4 separate regions of the Homo sapiens genome follow, and all the other regions are linked to region 1. A link is a loop called in an ENCODE intact Hi-C map of the cell type or tissue named here. Cell type or tissue: A673. All regions are shown on one strand.

What was found. Peaks named below come from ENCODE experiments on the same cell type or tissue, not always from the same donor. Only the 100,000 strongest peaks of a DNase experiment are listed, where the experiment ranks them.
Region 2: it touches region 1 in a loop (11-fold over the local background); 22 of 110 quality-filtered maps call a loop at or near these places.
Region 3: a loop joins it to region 1, with 5 times the contacts of the local background. A loop is called at or near these places in 6 of 110 quality-filtered maps.
Region 4: a loop joins it to region 1, with 7 times the contacts of the local background. A loop is called at or near these places in 10 of 110 quality-filtered maps.

What each region holds. Positions count from the first base shown.
Region 1 is chr12:24,775,768-24,783,767 of GRCh38, reverse strand. No RefSeq gene overlaps it. Among named protein-coding and RNA genes, the nearest start is that of BCAT1-AS1, 40 kb to the left of the region's middle. In A673, CTCF peaks have their summits at 2,544, 4,467 and 4,670 (motif pointing right); DNase peaks (open chromatin) are centred at 2,597 and 4,667; H3K4me3 peaks cover 315 bases; H3K27ac peaks cover 2,500 bases.
Region 2 is chr12:23,202,239-23,210,238 of GRCh38, reverse strand. No RefSeq gene overlaps it. Among named protein-coding and RNA genes, the nearest start is that of LINC02955, 510 kb to the right of the region's middle. In A673, a CTCF peak has its summit at 4,870 (motif pointing left); a DNase peak (open chromatin) is centred at 4,848.
Region 3 is chr12:24,009,047-24,017,046 of GRCh38, reverse strand. It overlaps a transcript of SOX5 not described here. Among named protein-coding and RNA genes, the nearest start is that of SOX5, 63 kb to the right of the region's middle. RefSeq lists a silencer at 4,178-4,472. In A673, a CTCF peak has its summit at 4,348 (motif pointing left); a DNase peak (open chromatin) is centred at 4,316.
Region 4 is chr12:22,852,293-22,860,292 of GRCh38, reverse strand. The region is part of intron 1 of LINC02955 (long intergenic non-protein coding RNA 2955); the gene reads right to left. Among named protein-coding and RNA genes, the nearest start is that of LINC02955, 160 kb to the right of the region's middle. In A673, a CTCF peak has its summit at 4,014 (motif pointing left); a DNase peak (open chromatin) is centred at 4,022.

The DNA of each region.
Region 1 (8,000 bases):
GAAGTTGTATCATCACTTCTGCCCACATTCTGTCACCCAGAATACAGCCCCATGATCATCTCTAACAGGGGAAATGTAGCCCAGTGGTGTGTCCATGAGGGAGGGGAAACAGACTTTGCTGAATATCAGCAGTTTCTGTCGTAGGTTATTTTTTGCTATTATAAACAATGCTGAGATGAACACCATTTTTAAAATTTATTTCTTTTTTTAATTTAAATTCTGGAATACATGTGCAGAACGTGCAGGTTTGTTACACAGGTATACGTGTGCCATGGTGGTTTGCTGCACCTATTGACCAGTCCTCTAGGTTCCCTCCCCTCACCACCCCCACCCCCCAACAGGCCTTGGCGTGTGATGTTCCCCTCTCTGTGTCCATGTGTTCTCTATGTTCAGCTCCCACTTATGAATGATAACATGCAGTGTTTGGCTTTCTGTTCCTGTGTTAGTTTGCTGAGGATGATGGCTTCCAGCTTCATCCATAGTTCCTGCAAAGGACATTATCTCATTTCTTTTTATGGCTGTGTAGTATTCCATGGAACACCACTTTATTTCAATCTTTGTTCACATCATTAAACTTTTACTTATTTAAAGCGAAAAATTTGGGTCCAAGACTTGCTTTAAGACATATGTTAGCATTTTAATACTGCCCTTCTGAAAACTTGGATTAATTTTTTTCTGCCACCAACATTATGTAATAGTGACTACTTCCACATATCCTTATCGACAAGCATGTTCTTGCAGAATCCTAGTCAATTAGATATGAACATTAGTTTCTTCAACTGCAAAATAATATCTATGATACAGGGATAGTGTTGCTATCAAGTTATGTGGTTGTGAACGTGACTTATACATTATATTTGTATACATTTTTGTTTTGATTTTGAGAGGGAAGTTTGGATAGACCAGGAAGAGCTGATATTCATCTTCAAGTCCTTTCAAAAACTCAGTACCTTTATTTTGTTACCAAATTTGAAAAATTATAAAAACAGGCTTCTATTTTCCAAAATGTCCTCTCTTCTCATTCCTCAGTGAGAAACATCAAACACATCACAAAGTGACAAACTATTCTCTACAGATTTCTTCTCCTCCAGAAAATTTAAGGTGATGGGCATAGGTTACAGATAATTGAAGACTAAGAGCAATGTTGTCAACCAAGAGCTGCCTCTATTTTTAGTTGTCACAAGCATCTCCTGGTCAGGAGAGGAAATGATTTTAACATGGAGCAAGTTGTTGGGTATTTCTTTAACAACTGTCCTTTTCCTCTTCTAGATTAATCATGAAGCGCTAATGGCATCCTGAGAGCCCAGCAGCTCATGTATCTGTGTTACTGTTACAAATGCAATAAAACTGGATGCTGAGATGAGGACTTAGCCTCAAAATTATCTATCACTGACATACAAATGGCATGACTGTAGAAAAAAAATAGGAATAATCACAGAGTATTTCAGTGTTGAAAGGAAGGTGAGAAAGTTATCTATATGTTCCCAAAGACATTCAAAGCTGAACCCTTCAGTAAAACAGACATTAAAGGTTAGAAAATAATAACATTTATTGAATGCATGAATATGTATAGATGTGTGTATGGGCACGTGTGTGTGTGTGTGTGAACATGCACACTGCTGACCAGGTTGAAGGGTGGGGCAGGGCGAGGGGCAGAGGTTGAGTGTTGGAAGAAATAAGGACTGACTCATCACCTAAAGAATATTGAATTTAGTAGGGAGATTCTTAAGAAATGGTCATTTTAAGAATACTTACCTAATATGTATTAGTGAGAGAAAATTAACAAATTGTAGTATAAGTTCATAAGCACTAAAATAGCAAATCTTCTCTGTCTCCAACATAATGATAATCTACCACAGCCAACATACTGACTCCACCAAAAGTCAAGAGATTAAATTTTGTATATTTAGATATGGTTTTTAATTAGTGCTCTCTCGTATCCTGTGGTAGGCAGAATAATGGCCTCCCAAAAGATGTCTGTGTCTTAATTTCTGGAACCTGTGAATATGTCACATGATGTGGACAAAGGAACTTTGCAGATATCATTAAGATTAAGGACCTTGAGATGAGGAGATTAACCTGGATAGGTTGTATGGATGGACTCAACCTAATCACCTGAATCTTCTCCTTAAGAGCAGAGAAACATTCCCAGCTGAGGTTAGAATCAGTGGGCAATGTGACTATGGATGAATGGTTCAAGAGATGCAATATGGCTGGCTTTGAAGATGAAGGAAGATGGCTATAAGCCAAGGAATATTGGTGGCCTCTCAAAGCTGTGTCTTCCGTAGACTAAAAATGGCAAGGAAACAGATTCTCCCCTAAGTGCCCTGCTGACACCTTAATTTTAGCGCAGTGAGACCCATTGCAGACTTCTAACCTATAAGCAATATTGAGAACCCAAAGATAATACATTTGCATTGTTTAAGTTCGTGATACTTCGTTACAGCAGCAGTAGAAAACTAATGCAAACCCTCTCTGAAAGTCCTACCTGGGGAAGGACTTTCCCCTTTATTTACCATACAGTTGTTTTGTTCATGAACAATAGATGGTGCTAGGCATCCATGTTTCTAGTGTTGTCAGCCAGATCCTCTAATTTAACATAATTAAGACCATATGACAACAGTTGAAACATTTATTCATGAGTCTATAAATCACATTGTTACAGATTCTGAAAAACTGCATCAGAATAGTGATGAATGCAAGATGTTGGAGATTTGCTTGCTATAACTTAACAGTAACTACTTATTTAAAACCCAAAGAACAATGAAACCTATTTTCTCTTTGCTACATTGAATCATTTACCTCTCTTAAAAATGTTAAAATATAAACATCAACTCTCCTTCAAAACACTGAATGCCCCGAAGCAGCACAGAGTATGAAAGTGAATTGGAGGTCAGAAACTACAGGGAAAAAAATGTCTGCAATAGAAGTAATGCTGCTGTTGTTTGTTTTTTCATCTGTTGTGCGGTGCAACACTTAAGCAGCAAAAGATGACATTCTTTTTTTCTTGCAAATTATTCATTATATGTTTTCTTTAATTAATGTCGACTTTCAACAAATGCAACTTTGTGTTTTGTTCCTAGTGGACAAGGTTATATCTATTTGACTATTTTTTGAATAGTATAAAACATGTGTATATGTAGATTTTTATATTTGGTTGTTATAACTCTTAAAAGCATGATCTGTGCTGTGGTATTATGATGATTATTTAGAGACAGGGTCTTGCTCTGTCACCCAGGCTGGAGTACAGAGGTGCAATCAATCATAGCTCACTGAAACCCCAAACTCCTGGGCTCAAGTCATCTTCCAGCCTCAGCCTCCTGAGTAGCTGAGGTGTATACCAACATAATGGGTTAATTTAATTTTTTTTTTTTTTTTTTTTGTAGAGACAGGGTTTCACTATATTGCCTGGGCCTGTGATGAACACCTGGCCTCAAGAGATCCTCCTGCCTCAGCCTCCAAAAGCTCTGTGATTACAGGTGTGAGCCACCATGCCCAGCAATAATTTTTTTTTTTTGCCTCTGTTCTGTACTAAATTCTCTTACTCTAATTTAATAAAACAAGTGATTGATATCTTCAGTGTGATGATTCGTGTTGTATAATGCAGCATTTTGATACTCAAGCAAACCCATTATATTAAGAGGAAAAGATGGTGCCTTCTGGGCATGTAGGGAGCAATGTGTTTGGAGAGATTTAGAAACACTTGATGATCTCAATATCAGCTCAATCACTGTTTTCATTCCTTTTTCAAAAACAGTACATTAAATATACTTATTTTCTGAATAAAAGCAAACACAGCCCTGAAGGATGAATATCTTTCAACTGAAAGTGAAGGCACGCAAATACATACCCACTCAGAAAAACCACAAACTCATGGGAACTGAACATTTAATGCTCTGAAATTCTAAGACCACAGACTAGAAATATAGATAATGACAGGACTATCAAGGGGACGAAACATAATGTCAAGAAGACATCTCACTTCCGTCTAGGTAAGTGACTTCTTAATCTCTTCTAAGCACAGTTCAAGACTTTTCCTGAAAGCCTCCTCCACCACTCAAGGGCCAGTCCAGGAAGACATCGCTCCTCTACAGGTAAAAAGAAGGAATCACGGGAAAGACAATATATTTGCACAGTGACTACCCCAAATCACTGTTTATTCTGAGCACAACTGTTTTCTACTTGGGCTCTTAATTTAGTGAAATTAATGTTCAAAGAGACTAAATCATGTGACTAAAAAGAAATACAAGTCATTAAGGGCCACACACACATGAAGAAAGATATGCTTTAAAAATTACAATTAATTTGTAAAATCTACTTAAGGAAAGGAGAAACCAAAGCTGTGATTTCCTATTGAAGAATCAGGGAACTGGCAACAGTTTTAATTTTCAGCAGCGTCATAAAACAGGAGAGCATTTTATTGTAAATCCAATGTTGTGGGCAAAATGTTTCCACAAGCAAATATTAGAAATTTATAGAAATTATTTACGTTGTATTTGTGCGCTTCATAGGAGCAGCGTGAGGAATTATGTGTGATGAGTGGTAAAAGTGAAGTAGGGTGGGAGGGGGTAGGGGTGCAGAGATAAGATGGCCAATGGATGAGGCTGGTATCTAAGGGCTTATAAGAGATCAGTTTCATTTAAAACTGACTCAAATGACCACCAGAGGGACTCCAAAGTTCACTCATTGATTCTATACTTCAGGCAAGAACTGTTTTAGAAGATTCATACATGGTGTACTCATACACCATGCTAAATAGTTAAAATATAGATAAAACACAGCAATAGGTGTTAACCATTAATTCAGGGAAAGAAACTCAGTTGCTTAAAATTGAGAGCTTTCAAAGATCAATAGTGAGGGTAAGAAAAAACCCCAATAATCATCAATGAGAGATTTGTTAAATAGCTAAATTTGGTCTGTGTTCCCTGCTAACGATCTAAGACACTGTTAGGCAGGCAGGGTTTTATTTCTCTGGATTTTCAGTGTCTCTGTTCTGCCAGAAGATGTTGCTCCAATATAGCTAGGCTTTGGAGGACAAAGTAATGTGGCATGAAATGTGGGCAGACTGGGTAAAAATGTAAACTGTGCAAGTGTGTAGAATTAAGGCACAAAGATATCCATTATATGGGGAAAAGAGGGCCTTACTGTAGTATGTGTCCTCACTATAAATAGTTTAGCAAAATGTAAACATGAAATATTTCCCCAGTGATATTTGCAGCCACATAAACAGTAGCCCTACTTTTCTTTTCATTAAATCTCATTTCTTAATAAAGGGACTTCTGTAGGGTAAAATCTGGGCAAAACTGAATGATCTGTAACTTTTTTATAACCAAGTATAGTATACATAGAATAAAAACTGGAATTTAAAATCAGCAGTTTTCTTTTTTCTTTTCTTTCTTTCCTTTTTTACAAACACAGCTTTGCTTTAATGTATAAAATCCCATATGTTATAGAAACAACCACAGTGGGTACATTAAGGAAGACAAACTAACAAAGGATTAAGGAAAATGGAATACAGTTCTCTTTTCCATAGAAGTAGGGTTTCTTCTGATATTAGCAAGCAAAATTCAAACTGAATACTTCTTTTAAAAATCTTATGTATAGTCATTCAAAATTTTAAACCTGATTATTAAAAAGAATGTCTTTTAACTGAGTTAAAATGCGATTTCACTCACACTTAATCCAGAATATATTAATTTTACTTTCAAAATTCAGACCAGGGCAACTATTTTTTTAATGAAGATGTTTACACCACAGCAAGCAAAATAAATCAAGCATTTTCAATATAGGACTGCAGCTTACCCCGAGTGAGCTCAGCAAAGGTAAACAAACCAAGATATACTAAGACTTAGAGATAATCCAGTCTCCTTTTAGATACTAGGTCTCAACCTTCCTCCTCTTCATTTTTTTAGAAAAATAAAATTGGTAAAAATGAATCAATGGAATTTGTGAATGCCCTTTCCAGTTAGTTTTGCCAAGTTTACACTTACTTTGAAATTTTGGCCCAGGCATGATTTTGTCTAGAAAGTTTTCTCTGACTCCTAGGAAAAGAGACACTGAAAACAGAACAGAAACCCTGAAAATCTATAGAAATAAAACACTGCCTGCCTAACAGTGCGACACCCCATTGGTATTATAGAGTACTCTGTACCTGTTTCCGCCGTAGCATTTATTCTACGATAAACAGGGCCATGTCTTATTTGTCTAATGCTTGGCACCAGGCCTGCAAGGTAGACAGATGTTGACTAAATGTTCGTATGACTGAGCTAAAATGAAATTAATGAAGACTCAAAAAATAGGTCAATTAGTTCTTTGGCAATCAGTTTTCGGTTTCCTTCAATCGCCGATTGTAACAACCTTTGCAGAGCTTTGTAGAAAATCAAGACTCCTGCTTGTTAAAACAAAGCAAACCAAACTCTGCAGGGACAGACCTGATTAAGGAAGGCTGCCCCTAGTTGTGTTTGAATATTGTGTTGGGAATCAAATAGCTGCAGAAGAGGTCAGCGGGATTGTGCCTAGGGTTTGGAAGATGAAAAGGGAGAAAGTATCAGGGCTAATAACCAGATTTAAAAGCTCTGTGAGTTCCATGGGAAAAAAAAAAAAAAAACTTTGGAAGAGTGTGAAACACAGTCTGAGAATACATTTATTTTATTCTGTCTTAGATATGTGACTGACAGGACATATGGCGAAATACTTAATACTTGAACTCAGTTCAAGAATGTTAGGCAAAACAAAAAAAAAAAGGAAGAAAAAAGAAAAACCACATAAAATTGCCCTAATAGGTTTTGATTGTAGAACTGAAAAAAGTAATTACAAGACTTCAGTACAGTAACCTTTCAGGTCCAACTCAGAGATGTAATTTATTGTTTTAAACGTTTTACTTTCTCATTTTTTTCATTTTTCTAAGGAGAATTATTTTTTCCTCTATTGAAGCTCTATACAATCAGCCTTATTTCTGTCATCAACTCTGATATGTAAAGAAAAATTCTTGATCGATCCAGAGAAAATTCTGGTCCAATGATTAAGTCACAAAGCATTTTAAAAAGAAATGTTTGTGTTTATTTCATAAGTAACCATTTTCTATTTTATATGAAGGAGTTAAAAACTAGTGTATAATCTCATGACAGCTTTCATTGATCCAAAAAGAAACTCAATAACAGATTTGATTCTGTTTGGGAAGGAGTAAATTGCTTATTTTAAGGTTATTTCCTAACTATTTCTAGGCCCTTAAATTGTAGTGAACCAATAATCTGAACGATAAGCAAGCAATATTTCCTCAACATGGAGACTGGATCCTTAAACTAAGATAGCAGCCAGTGGAGTTGCCTTTTCCGTAGGGGAGAGATGTTAATAAATGGCTAAGTCTATGCAATACGTCGTGAAAGGGAGTTTTACACTTCGTATCTTTATTTAAGGGAAAACTTTTTCGTAATTAAGATTGTGATGTGATCTGGTAGAAAATTTTACACACTAATTAGATTAAGTGAAAAGCATGCAAATCTGTGTTAACTTTATGTTAAATATGCACAGACTATTCATTCAACAAATACATATTGAATGCCTGCTATGCGCCATGCATGTTCCAGGTACACTTGTCCCTCGGTGATATGGTTTGGCTGTGTCCTCACCCAAATCTCATGTTGAATTGTAGCCCCCATAATTCCCACGTGTTGTGGGAGGGACCCAGTGGGAGATAATTGAATCATGGAGCTGGTTTGCCCCATACTGTTCTCATGATAGTGAATCAGTCTCATGAGATCTGATGTTTTTATAAGGGGTTTTTCCCCATTCCCTTGGGTCTCATTCTCTCTCTTACCTGCCACCATGTAAGACGTGCCTTTCGTCTTCTGCCATGATTGTGAGGCCTCCCCAGCCATGTGGAACTGTGAGTCAGTTAAACCTCTTTTTCTTTATAAATCACCCAGTCTTGGGTGTGTCTTTATCAGCGGCATGAAAACGGACTAATACGCTTGGTATCTGTTGATTAGTTCCAGAACCTC
Region 2 (8,000 bases), 1.6 Mb after region 1:
ATTTTAACACAATGCGACAGAAGTATATCTAAGACCCATAGCAGTAGAGAAGAGGAAGACTGGGAGAAAGCTGGGGTGGGAGAGGAGCTGTGCTGGGGAACAAACAAGGCAGGGGTTAACAAGGAGCAGTAATCCCAAGGAAATTGTGAAGTTCTCCCTGAGGCAAAGTGGGAGAGGTGGCCCAGAGATGTTGTCCTCCTTACTCATCTTATAAATTGTGCTGACAGCACACCAGCACTTTTTAACTGAGCAACACAAACACACATCCAGTCAAAAACTGAGTCATTTGGCATTCACAACATGTTTATGTGCCAAAACATGCCTGACCAGCATTACTCTTTTGCACACCAAAATATAATGTATATTCGCTCTAAGAAGCAATAAAGAGCGGTAAAGTTTTTTTTTTCTTCTTCTCCTTCTCCTTCTCTTTCTTCTTTCAATGGCAGCACTCTGGCTCCTCACCCAACACTCTGTGCAATTTATATGTGGGAAAGATTGGAAAGGTCATGTGACATCAGTCTGGCCCACACGTTGCAAGGGGAATCTGCTGGCAAATTGCAGACTGTTGATCCTGCAAAACTAATTGAGATGGGAACACTCTCCTGTGAGAAGATGTCCTTTTGTTTTTACAATGCCATTTAGGGGTATGACACGAATATCCCAAAGTACACATTTAGGAAAGTGAATTTGAAATTCAATAGAGAAGAAGAGGGAGAAACAGGTAGAGGAAAGGGAAAGACAGCATGCCATTTCTCGAGATGTGACTCTTAGCACCTTTTTTCCCTTCCCAGGAAGTACTGAGTATTGATAACAATTGTGAAGACTGTGAGGTCTTTCAGTATTTTGGAGAATATTTCACAAAGCAAATTTTAGTCATGTAAAATGGGTAAACAGGGTATGAAATGTATTAACACATTTGGCGAATTCTGCAAATATATTTTTACACAATTAGCTTAATTATTTAGATACATATTAAACCTTGCTTGCCTCGAGCAATTTAACATGGAATATAATTTCACATATTATCACAAGAAAAACACATTTATAGAAAATCTGTGTCTCTCCTTTCCTGATCACACTTCCACTTATCATTATTTGAGATATAAATAGATAGTTTACATTTCAGGGATGATGAACACTGTAGATTTCCAGAGAAACTGTCTCCTAACCCAGTGAACAAGCGGCCCCCTGAATTTTGGTCTGTTCATTTGTTGCACTGAAATAGACCTTGTTACCACTCCATCAGTGATATAACAATATCCAAAACAGGGTATCATATCTCATTCAGAAATGAAAAGATTTGTTTTAATTTATTTTGGAGGGATGTTAAAGTGAAGAGCAGACAGAACTAATTCAAAAAAGAATTGCAAAGGAGGCGGGGATAATTGTAGTTCTGCATATGTGCGTGATTTTAAGGCAGTAGTCATTACTTCTACTTTGAAAATCCTGCTCCATAGCCATTGTTTATTGTCATTGCATTCATATTTTCAATGAACTGTGTGTAGTAGAACTTCCTGAAGGTGCAAATTATTTTCGGAAGTCCCTTGTTTCAGTCATCTTCCCAACAGAAAAAAAAAAGAGAGTATTAATGATAGAAATACTTGATGTGTGCATGGTGATTAAAAGATTTTTAAAGAGCTTCCACATACATTATTTTATTATGAAACAGCTTGATGATCTAGGCAGTGTTTAGTATTGGCAATTTGCATTTGGAAAAACTCCATTTTACAAAGGGAGAAAATAAATCATAGAAATAACTTGCCATAGTCACTTCAACTGTGACCACACAGACAGAAGTATTTTTATCTAATATGTTTTTGGCATTTTACTATATGACAAGCAATAGCATTTTGAAGCAAAGGGGAATACACACACACACACACACACACACACACACACACACATCTTCCAAAAATTATCTTTAAAATTCCCAGTTATGTAGATTTGATCTCCAAAGCAATCACTTTTTTTTCCATATTATGTAATTTAAGAGCTTCTGGGGGTGGTAAAACAAGGAAGTTCTCTGAGGATAGGGATGGCCAAAGGGAACAGCAGCATGGTGGCCTCCCAAGCTGAGGCCACTGTGAATCTAAACAGCAGCCTGGTAGCCTTAAAAGGTTTCATTTGGGGGTAGAAGCCAATCGCACAGGTAGAAAGACCCCTTGACTCCATTTGTGTTACTTTTCATTTAGAACCAAACTAAATGGGATGAGAACAATGTCTCTGCAGTGACTCTGGGTATGCAGCTAGCAATGACTCAAGGAGTCAAAGCAGGACTCTGTTAGATAATAGAGAATCTGAAAGAGGCTTGGAGCCGTCAGGATGAAGAAATTTACCTCACAGACTTGTTCTCAGCCCAGGTTGGCGTTCATGTCAGTTTAAATCCTTTTTCACTCAATAGCTGAGCCTTGAGAAGGGGCTTTAGCTGCCAATCTGACTGAGAGTTGACATCTCAATTAGAAAAGCTTCTGTTCGGTGATGATCCAGGAGTGGAGGAAAGAGGAAGCCAACGACCTTCAGACACCCAGAAAAGGCGAGCCCAGTGCTCCAGGGAGGACGAATCATTGCAGCCAACCCTTAACATTCTCGTTTCTAATGCACTCATTTCCTACAAACCTGAGAACCCATGACTTGAGGTCTTTGTAAAATTGTTAAAGCCCAATTTTAAGTCTTGCTTATTTGGAGGAAAAAGTTCCTTAGTCAGTAAATGAGCCTTGCTGACAACCCAGGAGCCACCTTTCACTATGGTTTAGTTTCTCTCTCCTCCTCACCCAGGGATAGTATCTCAGAGGAAGAATTAGAAAAAAAAAAAATCTCTCTTTGTGAAAAATGACACGTGTGTGTGTGTGTGTGTGTGTGTGTGTGTGTGTGTGTTGGGGGTGGGTGGGGGCGTGGAGGTAGAGCCTGTAATGCTCTAGATATTCTATTTGCTCTCTTGCAGTTAGGTGGGGTCATGTGACTGATCCAGTGGAATGTGTGTGTAGAAATATGTCACTTCTGGCTGCAGCATGAAAAGCTTCAGGTGGGATTCTCAGTTCCCTTCCCCTGCAATGGCAGCTGAGGAAGGCCTGTGTTTCAGAGGTACATCTACAGGATGGTTAAACCTCCGTCAGGCTGGTTCCCTGAATGACCACGTGGAGCTGAGCCTCTTACTAACTCACACTGAATATGTCCCATAAGGGGGAATAAGTCTATGCAGTGTTAAATCGCTATGATTTTAACACTGTTACCTCAGCGTACCCTTGACTTTCTTAGCTAACACAACAGGAGAGCTAAAACGTCAGTAAGATTCTTAAAGCAATTAAATTTTGTAATGAAGACCCATTTTTATTAGGAGCCTATAAAAATACATCTATAGTAGCGGATTTGAGGTTTGGCCTTTTCTGTTGCTGCTCCTGATGTAAAGTACTCAGCAATGAAGAGACAAGCTGAAATGATATGTTCATTAGCAGTGCCTTCTGGGAGACTCACAACATCTGATTGGTTGCCAAGTTTGGTATTTTAATTACTCAACATATCAGAAATCTGTCCCTTCTTTCCAATTCTACTAGCATTGGGTTAAAGTCACCTTGCCTTGTTGAGGCAGTGGCACTCACTCTGGCTACCCTCTAATCCACGGGCCTCATTTCAGCCCAAGTTCTCTTCACTCATCTCTCAGAACTCATTCAAAAGTTCCCATTGCACTCCAAATACAGTGCAAAATACTGAATATGGTCCCAAAGGCCCTATGTAATCAGATGATAGGAATGAGAGGCAGGAAGATCGTCCCATTTAACCTACCCCAAGGTCCCAAATGGACTCGTAGGGCAAATTTGTCTGCAGTTTAGCTGGCTGTTGGAGGACTTAACTCTAGGTTCAAAACAGAATGTTTGGCAAAGAGCTATTTGGTATCTACCAATACCTATTTCCAAAACCGAGGATGGGGGAAGTAGGAGGAGATAAAGACATGGTTGTGACAAAATGGATTAGCATTAATTTAGGTCTCATGCCTCCAAAAACTTTAGCCATTTTCTCAAAGTAATTTTCCAACAACTCATTTGGATCTTGTAACTTCCGTCTTTTAAGACTGTCTGCTAGTCCTTCTGTATCATTTGAGGCTTTGCGTGACGTAGCCCAGGCATTCCTCTTGTTCCCCTAAATGCACCACGGTCGTTCACAACTTCAAGCCTTTATATGTGCATTTGGGGTATGGGGAACTAGAAGACTACTTCTCCCTATTTATTTTCTACTACCTTCATCACTTCCAAGGCCCAACTCCAATGTTACCTTCTTGTGAACATTTCCCTAACTCCCAGAGTTAATCGAGCTCTCACGGTAACCAGTTACTAGTTCAGCACCAGAATTGACCATGTTGTGTTATCATTGACAGCATTATCCCTTTGTCATATCATTATCATCATGTGTTACATCATATCATATTATATCATTTTATGTTTCTCTTTTCCTAGACTGTAAGCTGCATGAAGATAGAAACTCCATATTGTCTAGCTCAGTATCTTTCTCTCTTCCTCAAACCCACAGATCAGTTCTAACATTGAATACACATCATAAACTCTCAGAAGAAAATGCTCCTTCACCTACCTTCCTTTTGGAGATTGTTAGAAGAGAAAGTATAACCTATTGATATATATATATTTTTTTCCTTTTTCTTTTAACTGTTATCCTGAATGATTACAACACAAAGCATATTAATAGACGTCACTTACAAATGACTTATTCCTAGAAAAAAATAATCTGATTACTTCACTCAAGGTGCTGTTTCTGGGGTTCTCCAAGATCCTTGAATGCCAGGAAGAGTCCAAGGACAAAGTGCTGCTGGGTACCAATCTGAGCAATAAAAATGGTGCATCTGCCATCTAGTGGTCATCACGTGTAAATGCACCTGGACTTGAGCAAAAGAAGTCTCAAGGGACATCCCATAGTGAACAGAAAGTAAAACTAATACCTGTAAAACTAATGCTAATAAAAGTAATAAATACCTGTGAACATGGATGGGCCTCCTACTGTGTTCTAGACACTGTGTTAAGGGTTTGATACGGACTATATTATTTCATATTCAAGACAATCATGTGAAGTACACCCTATCTTTATACCCATTTTAGAGATAAAAAGTTTGAGGCACTGGAAAGTTAAGGCTTCTGATCCAGCTAGCCTGACATCAGAACCCACATCCTTAAAAACTGAATTATAATATGTGGTGGTCAACTGAGCTGAACTCTTCAAGAACATCAATTTCTGTGTTAAAAGATGTAGTAATTATTAAAATGTGTTTACAATTTTAGAGTTGGAAAAATATGTTCACAATGTCTTATACCTTTACAACAGCTCCATTATCAGTATCCTTATGTTACAGATGGAGGAACTCTCTTAAGATAAATGAAATAATTGTTTAAAGTCTCCAAGCCAGTAATTGATAGATCAAGTGGATTCAAACTTGAGTTTTAATCTAAACTCCATATTGTATCTGCTACATTACTTTTCACATATAGTGATTGAAAAATATTACAAAATGTTTTCATAAGCTTTTTTTATTTAAATACATTTTTATTATTCAAGTGTTCGGTGCTCCAGTCTCCTGAAGGCTAAGTAAATCTGGGGCTTGAAGAAGAGCCGGGGACTAGCAAAGCACAAACAGCACTGAGTCACAAATTCTCTTATCTCCCCTCTGCTGTGCTAAGCCCCCTATCTGCCAGAACACTCCATCTCACCACAAATCGAACAACCAGCACCAGATTCCAGACCCAAAGAGCAGCCTCTCGCTCTCTCAGCTTGGCTCACTTATCCAGTTTAAAATATGATGTTTTAGTTTTCTTGAGAACCACCAAATCACTGATTACCACTTCTTCCCAATGTTCCAATCCTCTTTGAAAATCTACTTACACAATGGTATGGTCAGTCAGTGAAGAAGCTGAGTAGCTCCTGTGCCTATTGATGCTCAGATCAGGACACTATGTCACTTTAGAACACAAATCTCAGCTTCTAGTTATAGGATCTGTTCTTTCCCTTCATTGAAATGCTTTCTCTGTTCATTTTGGCCACACTTCACTTTCCCATCCATTGTCTTTTCAATACATCTTATTCCTTCTTTAAAATATTTATTAAGATCCAATTATGGAGTCCCTAACCTCAGGAAGGTTGCAATCTAGTAGAATGATATATAAAAATGAAATTAATAGACAATGCCAGGTGCATTGACACTCACCTATAACCCCAGCTACTCAAGAGACTGAGGCAGGAAGATCGCTTGAGCTGAAGTGCTCAAGACCAGCCTGAGGAACATAACGAAATCCCCATCTCTAAAAATTAATTAATTAATAGACAAGATAATTATAGATTGTGCTAAGTCACAAGAAGGAAATAAACAGCTGATGTGATGAAGAGTTAATAGTGCAGGGAAGAACCTGTATTTCTGGGCATTTGAGCTGAAACCTGAATGCATAAAGAGGAAGGGAAGTAGGGTGAAGCACAACAAGTGGGATTGGCTCCTTGAGCCCAGCTCAGATTTACTTTGTAGTCCATGAGAACACATCCTTACAAAGATTTACACATCCCTGACCCTTGGGTTTTGTGCATCATGCTTCCATGTAAGCTCCTTAAACCCCTATTTTCTAAGTTCTTCCTATTTACTCCTCTCTTGACAGCCTCAGTGTGGTGGGGATAGATTAAGAGGAAAGCAGCAGGCAGATTTTTGTGGTGAGAGAAAGGAAACAGAAAGGGGGCAAAAATATCTGAAAAAACGATTGTGGATAGACAATGGATATGAATATAGATGGCTCAGGGCAGATATGAGTTCTATGATCACAATAATGGGAAGTAAAATGCTCCAGAGAATAAGAATTTTGAATGATAAAAAACTTGCTGTTCTCTTAGCACATGGGTGACTTTAAATTACTTGCATTTTGTGACATCAGATGAGAATTAAACTTTTAAATATTTTGTTGCCCACAGATATCATCCTTCATCACAGCAGTGACAAGTGTGTGGGTTGTTCTTTGGTGAGGTGCATAGAGTCTCAATTATCATCCCTTGATAGAGAATGGATTATGTGGAGAAGGATTCAAAGTGTCTCTGTAAAATAATTGTCTTAGTCAGTAATTTTGCGCTCTGTGTGTTTTCCAGTTTCTTTCTAATCCCGCTCAAGAGATACAAACAAACATTTTTAAAAGACCAAAATATACTCATTTTTCTTTATTCTTCTTAGGCTAGCAGAGTCAGAAAATCCTTCACAGAAGAGACAAGCTAGATTATATTCAACCTCACGCACCATCAACACAGTTGTCAGCCATGTAGCATGTTCATTACAGTGACGGTAGAAGAAGCAAAGTGAACACAGCTGGATCTTCAGATCCCAGGTCGAGTCTGCAGGGCTGGCTGTTAGAAACATCATCTTTTCATTTATACACTGAGAAAATTTGATCTGGAAGTCATTGAGGGAGAATATGGAAGCCCCATGATGTCACTCTTATTGAGTGACTTTTCTATTTCTGAGCTTTGGTTCAACACAACTGGCAATATAAGCAAAATGATTATTAAAATAATATTTATAGACATACAATTACATAAGTTGGGAATTTTATAGCAGATATATTTCTTTCAGATAATTTATACTTCTGACACTTTTTTCAAAATAATTAATTCCACACTTAAAAAATGTTATATATTCTTTCCTCTTCATTACCACCAAAAAAACCTCAATGTTTTTCTTTTATGGAAAACCACTGTAGCTAAGCAAAACTCATCATGAAATAAATGAAATTATTACTTATAATAACAGCAGTAAAAACAATTACTTTAGTTGTTTGTCTTTTATGGATCTTTGGTTAAGGATTGAATTTTATTGTGTTTGTTTTTAAATGCCATATTTAGAATTATTTTGTTTGAGATCTTAAACAAGTGGACCTTTGTTTCTGTTCCAGAAGTTATTGAAAAGCAAGCCAAAGTATTCCATATGCTTCTTTTTTACTTAACTACTTAATTAAACCATTCTACTGAAAAAAAAG
Region 3 (8,000 bases), 770 kb after region 1:
GTCAGTTAATAGTTTTAACACATTCCTTTTTATTATTTCCACCGACTATATTACATTGAGTCACTCAGTGAATTCTTTGGATGAGAATATTTCTTGTAAGGTTTACATAAAACTGAAAAGTAAAGTGGTTTTGGTGAGTAGATATCATTTTACAGTAAACATCAAATCTACGGAAAATCTAGAAGCAGAGACACAGATAACTATGACCACACTAATCCTTGGTTTTCAGCACGGTGTCACAGCCTTTTGCTCTCTTTCTCTGTTGGCTGAGATTCAATTAAAAAAAAAAATCTTTGGAAAAGGTTGGTAGTCCTATGCAAGTCAATATATTGTGGCCACATTTCCAAAAGGCGGACGCCAAACTCTTTGGGGTTGTGATATACCCAGATGGTCTCCCATTTTTTTGCGTTTCTGCAAATGTTATTAGCAAATACAACAATTTTTCCTCCAAAGTCATTAGAGCCCATTTGGCACCTTCTCTAATCTGTCCTACTTGTTACCTTTTAATTACTCTGTGAGGGGATCTAGTTGTCTTGTTGTTGTTGAGGGCCAAATGACCAAGGGGTTAATGCTTTTTCTGTCCCTGGCCAATTGGTTTTTAGTCAGTAGTTATTTATGGTTAAGTCCTGGGACCATTAGTTCTCAAGTATGTGCAGCTGTACTCTTCACAATTACTCGTCCATAAGCAAATGTGGACTTACTTTTTGTGTATGGTTGTTTTTTTTCCCGATTGGTTAGACAATCTGTTGTCATTTATGAATGATTCTTGTTGATGCAAAACATGGCATTGGATTCTGTTTTATTATTTGGATTCCATGTTTCATAGGGTGCTGTAATCTTGATTCAGACAAGGCACGAGGGTAGGTACCTCCTGTCACTAGTGACAAATTGCTCCTGTGTAGCAAAATGTGAAATCTTGCCCACCGCATGTTAGCTGCACCATTCTCCCGAAATCAGCATAGGTGCTGATGATCCTCATTGTGAAATCACTGACTGGTTGGCCTTGGCCTTTCTTCCTCATGCTCTGTTCTTTTGGACATAAGGTAGAGATTACTATTAATGGTTCTTTCAGTTCCTAGGAGCTCCTCCCTCTGTGCTGTCTTACTGTGATTTTTTTTTTTTTTCTGCCCCCATTGAATAGTAGTCTTTGATGTCACACAAGAGAATACTGTTGGCTAACAGTCTGGAGGCTGCTTCATTTGAGCTAACCACCACATGAAAACAAATGTGATCCATCATATTTCATTAACTAGCTGTCCTCCTTTTGGGCGCCCTTTTTTGATGTCAGAGTTGCATCCTGACAGGAATCAGAAAGATACGTGTGATTAAGAACAGTAATAATGCTTATTGCATTGTATTGTAAATTACCTTCCTGGGCCCTGCTACTTTATCAGCCCCACTGGCATTGGCTCCCGTACATTTTTGACTACTCAGTATATACAGTGTATTAGCGCAATGGAGATCATTATGTGGCCTGTATTTGAGTCATTTTTATTTAAGATGCCAAACAATAAGCTGTTGATTGGGGGAACAAGAGGCGAACAATAATGTTCTGTGTCACATAATACACCACCATTTTCCAGCTTTGCTTTAGAAGGGCCCTCTTTATTGTTTTTGTATAAAAATGGTTCTTAGGAGGAGGAATATTTTGCTGAGGTATGTCATTATTTTGCAAATTTCTATTATCTCATCATGTTGTCTTCATTGTAAATTGCAGCTAATTAGGAACCTAGTTAGAGCCCCAGCTTTGAGGCTGGCTTTTTTGTGAAAAGAGCCCACCGATTACCGCACTACAAGAGAGGAAGGGAGAGAAAAAGGAGATTAATCTGGTTACCTAGGCGACACTCGCTTCCATCTGCGAGGAACAATACATTTTTGTTTCCTTGGCTCAGTTCAGATCTGTTTTGTTTAGAGGGGGAAAAAAGGGAGAGAGAGAAAGAGAGAGAGAGAGACAGAAAGAGAAAGAGAGAGAGAGGGAAAGAGAGAACCTAGCTCCACAACAATGATGAATTCTGCCTAGCCCAGGCTTATGTGCTTGATTCCTCTGCAAGTTAGAGGTCTCTGGGGAGTGAGAAGATGAAAGAGATAAGCTCCAAAGTTGTCAAAGGTCATGACCTTGCCACACAAAGCCAGCAGTTTTACCTCTAAATCCCCTTCTCCCAAAAAGCACTTAATGAAATAATATACTGTGCTTCTCAACACCCTGTAGTCTGTAGTCTATATTAGGAACAAGGCCCCCAGATTGTGAATTTAAGGAGTCATTTAAAATTTCATACTAAATAATCAGTGATTATAAGAAGCTACTTATGGGTCCAGTTTTTGTCTCTGCAACTTAGACTTTTCTACTCTTTTTTCCAAGTGACTTTCCCAAAACCTACCATTTTATTGTAACACACAATGTTTAAGGTATGAGTTGACTTTTCAGTGGATGAAACAAACCTATTGAATCCACTCAAGATCAAGGCTTATTAACTACTCAATTCAAGTTGCATTTGTTGTACATCAAACTTTTAAGTCTTTAGAAGAGTGGCCATTTCGTTCAGACATGTGTGGTGCTGCCAGGCTGTTTGCTGCCTTATACATAGTCACCAGAGAAAGGGCTGAGGATGGAGCAGGAACTGAAAGAGGCTAAAAGGCTCAGAAATCTCAGGGCTTCTTTAGGCAGGTTGGCTAAACCCACAGCCTCTGATGAGCATAATGCTTTCTCCCTCATATTCTCACAGGTTGGTATGCCGTCATGCATAATGAGTAGTTATCCAGGAAGGTTATATGTGATGACATACGGTTAAAGGAGGCGCTAAGAGAGGAATGTTGGCTTATCTGAGCTTTCCAGTCATAGAGTGCATTGATTAAACAAGAGCAACTAGCTTATTTTAAAATGCCCTGTGGAATCCATGCTTCATCTCCTCATCAGTTCTGTTTCCGAAATCCATTGCTAATAAAAGGAAAGTAAATCTTTTCATAAAAACTACAAGTCACGAAGGGTTCTCAGGTTCCTGTACACTAATAGACTAATAGACACTTCTCTTCAAATGGTATTACCCATCTCTCTCTTCTTATTTGCAAATGGGAAGAAGATACCAGCTCAAGTTGATTCTGTGTTTATCACTCATCTAGCCATCTAGAACAGCTGTACTTTGTCTTATTTCCACAATACCCTTTGGGCAGCTCCAAATGGGGCATCTCATGTGAAATAGGATGTATAAATGGTCTTAGAAATCTATGAAAACCATTTAAACTACAGCATTCTAATTTGTTCTAATATTTACTATATTTTATGGATAAAAATAATAAGCCTTACTTTATATCTCAAACTTCAGCCTTAAAAATGGTCTTCTATTTGTTAAGCTCTGAAGGAAATCAGATTAGTTTTGCAATTTTCCCATGAGTCCCTCAAATAAGACCAGATACAAATTAGTTCACTATAGCAGACCCTCCGCAAGGGTCTTCTCCAAGTATCTTTTTACTGTGTAAAGGACAAATCACCAAATTTCACATTGTTATTAAAAACTAGAGCTTCTTTTTGAAGCTTGGGAAACCAGGTTACTCTTGGCAATGGCACAGATTAAATATGCAGATACGTTTTAGAAATTCTCTTTTTAAATAAACAAATGAAATGGTCTCTTCTTATCTCTGAATGAACATTTTTCATTAAAATTATTAAGCTGTCTTAGGTTTTGAGGGGACATGTTCTCAATACCTCTTTTTTATTATGAAGAAAGTAAGTTTCGTAAATATACAGGGAAGTAGTTATAGCAGTTAAGTCAACACTGTTCAGACTAGCCTTCTTTACAGAAAGTATTGGAGCTCTAATGTGCACTTATTAAGAGGGCACCATTGTATTTTTTCTCATCTGTCTGCAGAGTCAGTCCATACAATTCCTGCTCTAAGCTTGACTAGAGACACATACAGAAACTCATCTCTTTATAAAGGCTTTGAATGATAATATGCTGTGAAGGTAGGGAAATAAAATGTGAAGATGATTTCGTATGTGCAGAAACTTTTTTTGTTCATGTTGGATAAGACACAATTTTTGAACCACAAATGTATTAATCTTTCATGGGAATGAAGTGATCACCAAATGAGATGGCAATAGCTACTTATCAATATGATTTATCAATAGTTCCTATTGCTTCTACTGAATAGATTTAGGGTGCTTCTACTGAATAGATTTAGGAAGTGTTTGGTAGTTCTCCATTGCGCTAGTGATGTCTCTTGTCTTCAACACTGATTTACCCCTGTTCACCCAAGACCTTAGGTATCAACCTCTTAGGATGTAACCTCTAATATTCTGCCCTAAAACAGTGGTTAAAAATGGATGTAGAGGAAAGAGTGCCACCTGCTGATTTCTCATCCTAAAGCAATTCTGATTTCCTTGGAGGTTTGTCAGACAAGATCTAGCAGTACCTGGTAGTATTTATTAAGCCATAGGTGACAAGTACAAAGCCTAGATTTGTAGGCTACAGTTTTGTAATCATGGAGTTATGAGGATGAGTCAGAGATATTCAAAGATTGATCACAAAATGTTTTCCTTCACTTTAAAATTATCTACTGTGAATTATGGGTTTGAAAAAAAATTCAAATCCATCATTTCATCAGCTTTTTACATCTCATTGAAAATTGTAGACAGTAGGACTTCCGTGTCATATGAAATTTCCATGTCCTGAATGTCTTCTGGACTCTTTCCAGTGTGGAAAAATATGTCTGATGTAAGTTACCTTTGTGATGTTGACTTGGAAACTGCCCTCATGAACAAGACTTTTCTTCATTCTGTCTTGCCAAGGGAACATACTTCATTCTAGTTGCCTGTGTTACTATGGAAAGAAGTTGCTTAAAGTAAAAATAAACAACCACTTGTCCGCTAAATAACCCATTTGCAAATTAAGATTCTAGACATTTACCATTTCTGTTTTTTTTCTGCTGAAGTCAGCAATTTGATGAAATTTTGTAAGTTTTTGAAGAATTATTAGTATGCAATTACAAAAAGTTAGCAAAAGTGATCTGTGGCTAAAGAACGCATGGACCTCTAACTGTTGAATAAAATTTGAAGTCCTGGGAAAAATGTTCACCTGAGTGTGATTCTAACATCAGATATCTCAGTTTAACCTTTTCTTTTTTTTCTACACTTGTATCAAAGATTAATAGGAGAAAATAATATTTTCTCTTGTTAGTCAATTGGCAGAGGAAATGTTCCATGTTAATACTCATTCGTTTAGGAAGACTCCTAGTATAAGTGTCATTTTAAAAGTTGACCAAGATAATAAATAAACTGCAATAGGGGATAAGTTTCACTTCAGATACATTACTTTACTATCCTTAATTGTTACTTTAGAATGGTCGCCGTTAACCTGTGTCTCCAGTGTTAAGGTGATTTTAACTCCAGTCAACTCAAGCCTGAATCAGGTTGTAGGCACAGCAAGAAGAATGAGCAACAAGAGGTTTTTACCACAAAGGAATAACTTGAGAAATGGGCCAGAACTGCTAATATCTCTTCCTACTCTACAAAATAAAAGTTGTTAACAAAAAATATGGAATCTTCTTCTTTTGGGAAAGTAAAAAGAAAGAATAGATGCAAAGAAGGGAGAGAATTAGGAAAGAAAATATATAAGGAAAATTTTAGTCACAATGGGCTCATCTACAATTTTGGTAAAATAAAACGTATTTCCCAATCCTGAAAAAATAGGAGATGATTATCAAGTCATTGATATGAATCACCATGGTGGCCACTTCTATTTAGGTAAAGTAAATTTGAGTGTGTGTGTATGAGTGTGTATGCATGTGCGCATGTGAATTATTTGTAAGACAAGGAACATTGTTTTCTATTTTTTTTAATTTGATTAATTGTAGATAATCTGCAAATAAGCAATTCTGCCTATATGTAAGTAGCCCTGCTGTATTACAAGCAATTTTCTAAATAGGCTACTTCAGTTTATTGCTGTATCATTGTCATGATTTCCCCTTTATTAGAAAATAAATATTTCCAATATGTACTTCTTAAAACAAAAATAGTGTTTAGCAATTATGTTGTCATTTGGGATTTAGTCCACTGGTCTCTTTGGCATCTAAACCCTATTAATATTTCAGAATATTATTCTTTTTTTTTTTTTGGAAATGGAGCATGGCTCTGTCACCCAGGCTGGAGAGCAGTGGCATGATCTCGGCTCACTGCAGCGTCTGCCTCCCAGGTTCAAGCAATTCTTGGGCCTCAGCCTCTTGAATAGCTGGGACTACAGGCATGTGCCACTACACCGGGCTAATTTTTTTTTGTATTTTTAGTAGAGATGGGGTTTTGCCATGTTGGCCAAGCTGGTCATGAGCCCCTGACCGCAAGTGATTCACCTGCCTTGGCCTTCCAAAGTGCTGGGATTACAGGCATGAGCCACAGCACCCGGCCTAGAATATTATTCAAATTTTTAAAGAAAGATTCTCCAAGAAATGCACAGCACTTGGTAGCAATGGCAATTTTTTAATAAGGTGTAAATTATCTTTCTTCCTTGGCCCTGGATTATGATTGTGTTCCTTTGGTTTAGCCTCTTGTATGTGCAATTTAGGCAAAGCAACTGCTACCTCCTATTTCTGTTTCTACCTATATAACATTTTTCTTACGGGGATCAGATTTCTCAGGATGCAATCCAATGTGTTATTGCTAGTTACTTCCTTTTCAAATTTCTTTCCTCCATACACACATATTCATTCATCTTACACATATTTATTATCTTTGTATGCCAGACATAATCCTAGAGATGCACCTTGGGGTATGTGAGGAAACAAAACCAACACAGATCCTTGCCCCTGTGGAACTATATTCTAGTAGCAAGAAAGGTCAAAAATTAATAAGCTTATCTTGACTCTGAAAACGTTGACAAATCTATTGATAAATGGAAAAGTTTCTGGCACATTGTAGTTATTCAGTACATTTTCTTGTTTTGAGAAATTGTTTTATTGCTAAGAAACACATGAAAATTGTTATATTTCTACTGATGGAAACTGAATCCAAAGCTTGGACTAGATTTGGGTGATTGAATGAAGATAAGAAAATACCAGCTAATGGGAACACGCTAGGTACTGGAAGATATCTTCTTTGCAAGAGGCCAAGACTGACAATATAATTCCAGCAAGAAATCTCTACTTTGTTCATTGTCCCTCCTTAAATTTTTCAAAATTTGTATCTTAGTAGGTTTTTATAGTTTCAATTTCTGGGGGAGGGTATTAGGGATGGGTGGGAACCCAATACCATTTTGACCAAGCACAGATTTAAACATATTCTTAAATAATGTGACCTGATATCTCTGTTTGTAAAATTTAATCATAAAAATATTCTTGACTAAATACCACAGGCCATCTGTAAGCTTCCATTTTCTTTTTGGCTTTCATAAAATAATGAATGTTTCAAGCCAAAGGCATTAGAAATACTCTGATCTTTTTAACCTCTTCTTGTAATTTGATAAACCCTTGAAAATCTGCTGAAATAGAGCCTGTCACTCCAAAATTTAATATATATATACATAAGATTCTGCTCTAAATTTGAGGTAATTTGTAGAACCCATGAATCTCTTCAGTGGCTCTCAGATCTGATCTAAGTGTAGTCTACTCTGTTCATTTTACACCTGAAAATATAGGATGCAAATAAGTTTTGATTATATAAGACCACACAAGCAGTGAATGGGAGCCTAAGAATCAAAAAGTCTAATTCCTACCTAGTCTGAATTCTTTCCACACAATACCCAATTCTGTTTATCTATAGCTACATTAAAAACCAACCCAACACTCAGAGGCTTAAACAAACAATTTATTATTCTTTTCTGCTCCCGATGTTTGATTGGGTTTAACTGGATGGGTCTCACGTGGAATCTCTTATGTAGTTGTAGTCAGATCACAGCAGGGCTGAAATCATCTGAAGGCATGGCTGGGCTGGATATCCAAGATAGCTTCTTCGCTTATATGGCTGACATGTCTGCTGGGATGGCTGTAATAGCTGTAAGCTTGGTATTTTTCTTTTC
Region 4 (8,000 bases), 1.9 Mb after region 1:
GAGGATCACTTGAGCCTGGGAAGTTGAGGCTGCAGTGAGCTATGATCGTGCCACTGCACTTCAGCCCAGGTGACAGAGAGAGACCCCATCTCAAAAAACAAAACACAGATTCCTGAGATCCACCTCCAGAGTTTCTTACTTAGTGAGTTTGGGTGTGGTCTGAGTGCTTACATTTCTAAAGAGCTCCCAGCCCATACCTGCTACAAGTCCACAGACCACACTTTGAGAAGCACTGTTCTAGGCTCCCACTTTCTTAATGTTCTTCTTGCAATGTGTCCTTTGCTGGGTTTTCCTTTTCCTCATGACATCTGACTTGGCATGCACTAAGGCTCCACACCTGTTCTCCCTTTCCTCCCAAGTTATCTCACTCAGTCCCATGACACTATGTGATATCACTAAACCGATAAAACCTGATTTTGTCCCTAAATTCATGATTGTATATTTACAGTCATCCCTCGTCTGCAGACAATACCTTCCAAGACCCCCAGTGGATACCTGAAACCAGTGCCAAACCCTGCATATACTACATTTTTTCCTATATGTACAATAAAGTTTAATTTATAAATTAGGCACAATAAGAGATTAATGACAATAATTAATAAAATAGAACAATTACAACAATATACTGTAAGAGAAGTTATGTGAATATGGTCTCTCTATCTCTCAAAATATCTTATTGTACTGTGCTGTGGATAACTGGAACCACAAAAAGTAAAACCGTGGATAATGGAGGACTACTGTACTTGCCTCTCAATATCTCCTGATTCTTCCTTAAACTCCCAAAACTGATCCTCTCCAGTGTTCCCCAACTCAGCAAATAGCACGAGCACTTAGGAAGTTGCTCAGGCCAAATCCTTAGTCATCCTTAACTCCTCCCTTCTTCTCATCCCCTCCAACCCATCAGCAAGTCTTGTTGGCTCTCCTTCAAAATATAGCCAGAATCTGGCCGTGTCTCCCTAGCTACACTGGCAAAGCCACCATTATCTCTTGCCTGGATTATTGTAATCATTTCCCAGATGAGCTCCTGATTAGTTCCCTTATCTCCCACCTCGCTACCTTTACAGAGCAAACAGCAGTTCTTTAAGGTGTAAGTCAGTTCTCTTCACTTGTCTCCGTTAAGCCCTCTCCAGATAACTTAGAACAAACAGCTGGAGTTCTTACGCTATCTCATAAAGGTCTACGTCATCTGACCACGTTCCCTCGTACTTTTCCCACCTCATATGGCAGAAGTTTCCCCTCACTCACACGCTCTAACCACACTCACCTCTCTGTTCTTCTTTTCCCACACCAAGCCTGTCCCTGCCACAGGGCTTTACACATGCTGTTTCCTCTGCCTGAAATCCTCCTTCCCTGGTTAGCTACAGGGGCCAGCTTAATCCCTTTTTCCAGGTTTCTGCTCAGATGCCTACCAAAGGTGCTTCTCTCTAAATGAGCACACAACCCAAATCTGTATGCTCTTTCAGAGAAAGCCCCTTATGGTAGACATCTGAGAACCCCATTCTCTAACCCTCTTGACCTGTTTCACCTTTGTTGCCTCAGCACATCTCACCCCTGATGACTTATTTTATATGTATTTGTTCATTGTCTGCCTCCCTTCACCAGAATGCGTGCTCCAGGGAAGGAAGAAACTTTTTTTCTCTCCACTTCTATATTCCCAGTGCAAGAAATAGTACCCGGCCTGTTGCAGGAGCTTGATATATATTCAGTGACTAAATAAATAAACTGATTGAAAAATGAACATTTCAGTTCGTCAAAAGAATTATTTTTTTTCCTCTCTAGATTTGATCAGTTATTTTATTTAGCCTTAGTCACTTTTAGATGCAACATTTTTACAGTATTTACTTCAAGGGAATTATATGGATAATTTGCATGAGTAAAAATTATCCAAAATACTAGTCACACAAGTTTTCAACAAAATTCTAAAAGACTATTTTACTCCATCCCCATTTCACCACACCCAATTTTTGCTTGAGCCCATGGTCCCCAGAAGCATTAGCCTGAGAAACAGTCTTTTCGAGTTACCCTCGGCACAGAAAAAGCTGCTGAGTCTATGGATCAAATTGATTGGCCACAGGTGGTCACAATGTTGGACAAAGAATGTACATTTTTAAACACTGGTAACTGCATAGAGTAATACTGCCTGTTTGAAATGCCACTGCAGCTGATTAATGCAGCTCAAGAGTTCTCGCTGTTGATAAATAGAAGAGATGGTGAAAGTCTGAGAGTTAGGTAAAGGAACCAGTATTAAAATAGCTTTGGAAAAATACACGGCAATACACAGCTACCATTCATCCCTTGCAGTGAAGAACTGTATCAGGGCTCAAAGTGACTCCTCTCACTAACTTTCCACCCCACTCCATTTAGTTTAACTGGATTTAGGTTTAAATGCTTTATACTCTGAATTCGACTGTCTTTGAGCTTTTTAAAGAGTAATGACATTGATAGTCGAACCTATGGACCATGTTGCATGTTTTCTCATGTTATTTGTTGGACTGAAGCTTGCAATGAAAAGCAACTATTAAAAAAATAAATGTGTGTGGAGATTAGAGTCCACATTTTGAAATGTCAGTAAATACAGTATTTATATGACAGATCATAATGACTTGTAAAAGGCAGCCATATGTGTATCAAGCTCTCAGTCTTCCTAATGTTTTTTTCTTAAAAAGAATATTTTATTTTTAAATCTGAAGAACACGACACTAAATGAATACTATCTTCCAATTTTTTTGAGGAATTCAGAGTATGATCAGAGGTCCTCAGCCCATGGACTTATCCTTTTCAAAGAGAAACTGGGGAGACATGTCCAGCTTGTGCACTCCTGGCATATCACAACATTTAGAGCAATAGATTTTAAAAAAGGAAATCAAGGATAGAACATTAGAGTCAGCTCCTCAGTCTTTAATGTACTGTTTCACTACTTAACCGTGCCTAAAGGTAGTCTGCTGGTGTACTTTTACAAATAGCACCATTAACAGAATTTTACATGCTTAGGTCACTTTACTTTGATCCCAAAGAAGTCTTAAAACATTGTACAAACAACAGACTGGAGGCTACATCCCTGAAAGCCACTTCTGGGGAGGAGAGGTGGTCCCTGACATAGCAACAGAACATGCGGGACAGTTTCAAACAAAGAACAAAGGCAAACGAGGGTCCTTCTGAAAACCGCCAAGGATGTTAAGTGTTTTCAGAGAGTGAAATCAAATACAACAGCATAAGGCCAGTGGAGAATTTTTCTAGGAGATAGAACCTTTGCTTAAAGTGATTAAGTACTTACTGGTCATCATAGACCTCCAAATTTCACATTCCCATATACATAAACTGAATCTCCAAATGCACTGAAATTATATCTCAGGCATAAGCTTTCTTTTGTTCTCATGCCAGTTTGTAAGAGATCTTTACATGAACAAAAGCTTCTGTCTTTACAATAACCATCTTTCTTTAGAAAAGGCATGCAATATACTTTTGGGATGCCAAATCGCACAATAGAGAAAACCAAATAATTCCAGTGAGGTTTGATGAGCCCTCAGAAAATCCTACAACAATTCTAGTCACCTGTCAATCAGGAAGTAGCTCATAAAGAATTGTGTGGCATTGCTACGGTCTATTACCTGTGATATTCCTTTTGGTTCACTTGAGATTTTTTTAAAAATACATAATGAATGCATTCAATAATTGTTTGAATTGCTGCTGTGCATCTGTCATAAATGGTTTATGGATAACCATCAATTGGTTCTGCTCATCAGTCTAACAAGTTCAATGTACTACTCAGAGCAAAGGATGACTATTTATTTAACAGCTCTTGGCAGGAAAATTTGTTGCATGCCACAACTTTACAAAGAACATTAAAATCAATGACAATTTATAAACCAAAGGCTGGGAATTATGCTTTGGATTCCCATAATTCATCAGAATAAAGCTGTCAGATACCTTTTATTATAAATTAATAGCATGTTGTCTAAGAGCACCATGGCACAGATGTTTTGCCAGTTCAGTACTGACATCTAGTGGACAATAAAAAATATTTCCCCATCTTTTCTTAACTCGATTTTCCTTCTTTCCCAAAAGATGTTTGTTGTTGCTTCATTAGTCAGATTTTTGTCGTGCAAGAAAATATATTTGAGTTGAAGTTTTGTGTATTTGTATTTGAGCCAACAAATATGTCACAGGTTTGAACTTTTACTAATAAACATTGGCAACGTGTGCTTAACGTAATTCAAAAACTACTCAGCTAGCCACACCTTTTTTTAAAAAAAAAAATCTTCTTCTATATTTTAAATATATTAGTACTTGTTATATTTGGGGACTTAATTTTTTCCAAATCTTTACTACTAAATCAACTATACTATATTAAAGTAACAAACTTTTAACTCTAATATTCTCATAAAGAAATAGAAATATAGTTCCAAGATAAGCATTTACTTAGCCTGCATTCGATTAAAATCTAGGATCAATTTACTTTTTGTGAACTTGTATCTTCAATTTGATGCAACTTATGAATAACCAATATAGTGCAAAGAAATGACTTACTTAAATGCATCGTTTGTGATCTTGCTTTCTTAAACAGTACTTTCAGGCTGATCTACACAATAGCATTCCATGGTCATTAACACATTCAAAAGCTGAGAAACATCCTACTGTGCACTGGCAACCTCTCAGGCACATGGTCTTGGCAAGAGTCCCACCCTGGAACATGCTAGGATTTTTTAATGCTCCAAGTAACGGACAAATCTGAGGCTTTCCAAGCTTTCCAGAATATCACCTGATCTGAACTCATGCTGGATATGATTTTCTAGGGAGCTAAGGAGGCTAAGATGTGCATTCTTTTCAGAGTCTTTTGGTATTTAGAGTACCTGAAAGTGAAGCAAGGAGAAATGAAACTAGAGTTTATGATGTACCTGCTCTTGTATCTGGCACTGTGATCGGCACTTTACATGAGAAATTAATAGAGTACAGGTCAGGGATGAAAATTAGCGTTCCAATTTTATACACCTTAAAAGGAACATGAATACACGCTCTAGTGCTGGCATCAAGCTGAAATTTCTAGGAGACAGAATGGTATCTCTTTATAACTTGATTGTTACTAGAAGACAACTGGAGAAACTCACCTAAAATCATAATCTGCACCATTCCACTCTACCAAACTATAAAATGGTGAGAATGGTATTTGAAACCACCTTGCAAATTTTGTGAAATTCTATATACTCTATTTTAGGCTACTTTGAAAGCCGTGCATTACAATTATTTCAGAAGACCTATGTGATTATTATGAAGGTGAATAAACAGAACATAATATCCTCCCATGATAAAGAGAAAGCAACTCTTTATAGTTCTTTATATGAAAGGGGGGTGAACCTGCTCAAAGCATAAACCCACAATTTTTATACAATAATATGAAAAGAACTGTTTCAAAGTTTTCATGGTTTTCTCATGTAACAAACTCTACAATCCTAGTCCCTACCTCCAAATTATTATTGGAACATCTTTCTCAATAAGCTTTTCCAAGTCATTAAAATAAAGACAATGCATGAATAAGGACAACTGAATAGCATTTCATCAACTAACATGGCTTCTCAATGGGTAGTTTTTTACATTACTAAAAGACAAATTAGGCTGCCTTCTGCTATCATAAATAACCAGTTCTTTTAATAAAAGAACTATTATCATACATTAGTCTTTGGCCAACATTTCCTTATTTTTAAAATAATTTTAACTCTCTAGTTATTCCAAATCCTATTTTCATCTTAGCTATTGACCTACTCAAACTATCTCTCAGGAACATTTGAAAGATCCTCATTGATGGAGAAATCCCTAAATGCTTAAGTACACCTGCCACAGTCAGACCTGGAGGCTAGAATATGAAAGCACTGGACCATGTATCAAATACAGGTCGAGAAGCTCAGGGTGGATTTTTTAAGTGAAGAAGAAAAAGCTTAAGTTGAACTAAAGAAGAAAGAAAGAGAAGAAAGAAGAAAGAAAGAAAGAAAAAGGAAGGAAGGAGAGAAAGAAAGAGGGAGGAAGGAAGGAAGGAGAAAGAAAGAATGAAAGAAAGAAACAAAGAAAGAAAGAAAGAGGGAGGGAGAGAGGAAGGAAGGAAGGAAGGAAGAAAGAAAGAAAGAAAGAAAAGAAAGAAAGAAAGAAAGAAAGAAAGAAAGAAAGAAAGAAAGAAAGAAAGAAGAAAGAAAACAAACCACTTATTTGGAAAGCATAACAATAAAAAGGGACCTATAGGTCTTGAAGGAAAGATCATGAGCAAGAGACTCAAAGCTGAACCCTAATCCCAGGACAAGTCACTCACTGTCCTTTTCTATACCCGCTGCTGTTCAGGCAAGTCAGGACCAAAAACATAGCAGGAAAACCGTAGACCCGCATGGGCACCTCCTCCTGATCCACACAGGATAAAGTTCTTAGTCATAACAAGTTTTGTTAAAGCCTTCTCCCCATTCCTATTATTTTAGGTTGTGATTGAAGTAGATAGAATCATCATGCATTAGATCTGGAAGGGACCTCAAAGAACACTAGTCTAACCTCAATCGCAGACAAAAAAAAAAAAGCCTCAGAAAGATTAGGGGTGTTGGAGGCCAGTAACATGACAACTGAGTTCCATAATGCTGTGGGGTATGGGGCTACCAGGGTTGAGACCGTAGGAAGCCATCAAGTCCAGAAGGACTCAGGCCAAAGGGATAAGTTAGGGCTAGGAATAAAGACTGGACGATAGCCACAGGGAAGTGTGACGACAGACAGGGAAGGCCTGTCCCAGAAGTATGTGGTCAGGCAGAGGTGAGATCCCTGAATAAGGAAAGCATCCAGGAGCAAGGACTCATCCAGGCACCAAATTCCAGACCAGACTTTATTTCAGAATTCAAATAGCATGTGAGAAGTCAAGGTAGGCAGCACAAAAATAAGGACAGCAGAGCAAGGCAGATGGATAAGAACCCAGAGATCCACAAAAGGAAAAAATACATTCAAGCACACAATCAAAGCAAGACTTAGCCCCACTTCCTGCTACCTGAAAAGCACTTCAGAAAACAAAGGTAACTCCGACCCAGGCTGAGAGATTTTATAAAGTTCTATGGAAATAGGATTCAATCCCAGCCCAGCTGAATTGGCAGGTGTGGGTGGTAATTGGAGGACCTGGACAAGGCGATGAGTACAGTACATAGGTATTAAATGACTAGAATGTCAGGAGGGCAGATGCTAACAGAGCCCAGCTTAGTCTAATATACTATAAGTATTGGAAACCTCAAATTAATAAGGTGTGCAATTTATACATACACACAAGTTTGTGTTTGCACACACATGCGAAAACTACAACTTGATAATCTGGGAACATTTCATGTTCAGTTCTTCTTATTTCCTCTCCCTTCAACTTTCAGTCATTTTATTGCTTGTTAATAGTCTTTCCACCACCAATCCCCAGTGCACTTTAAAATTATTTTCCTGGGTAAAATCACATCTTCTATTTATTTTTCAACTTTGTTTATAAAAATGTCTAATTTAAGGTGTCATTTGCTGAAGAGCCAGGGTACATATTTATTTAATAAATGTTTATGCTTTTTTGAGTCTGTCTTAGTACTCTGTGTCCAACGGGGGACTCCAGAAAAGCACGTGTGGTGCATTCAAATCAGTCTGTGATCCAGCTGAGAATTTTGAATCTAAAGATTGAAATTTTACCTGACCACATCAGACACCATCTTTTTACTGAATATTAAAAAATTGAGTAAACTTCTAATTAAATGGGTTAGTTTAAATGATGAAAAACAAAATTAAACTTGTAGGGATTTTTAACTGAATGATTTCAGGTTAATTAGTGATTAGCAGCAGAAAGGAAACTGTGTGGTTTATTAAAAAATGTATTTAATCAATGATTTATAGTTAATTAACTTCACTTAAATCTCTCCTTCAATCTGTCACAAATATTTCTATCTTTGAATTTCTTAATAAAAAGACAAACTATTATTTGGAGAAATGGGTGGAGGTGGGGAGACAATTGAGAACTCCAA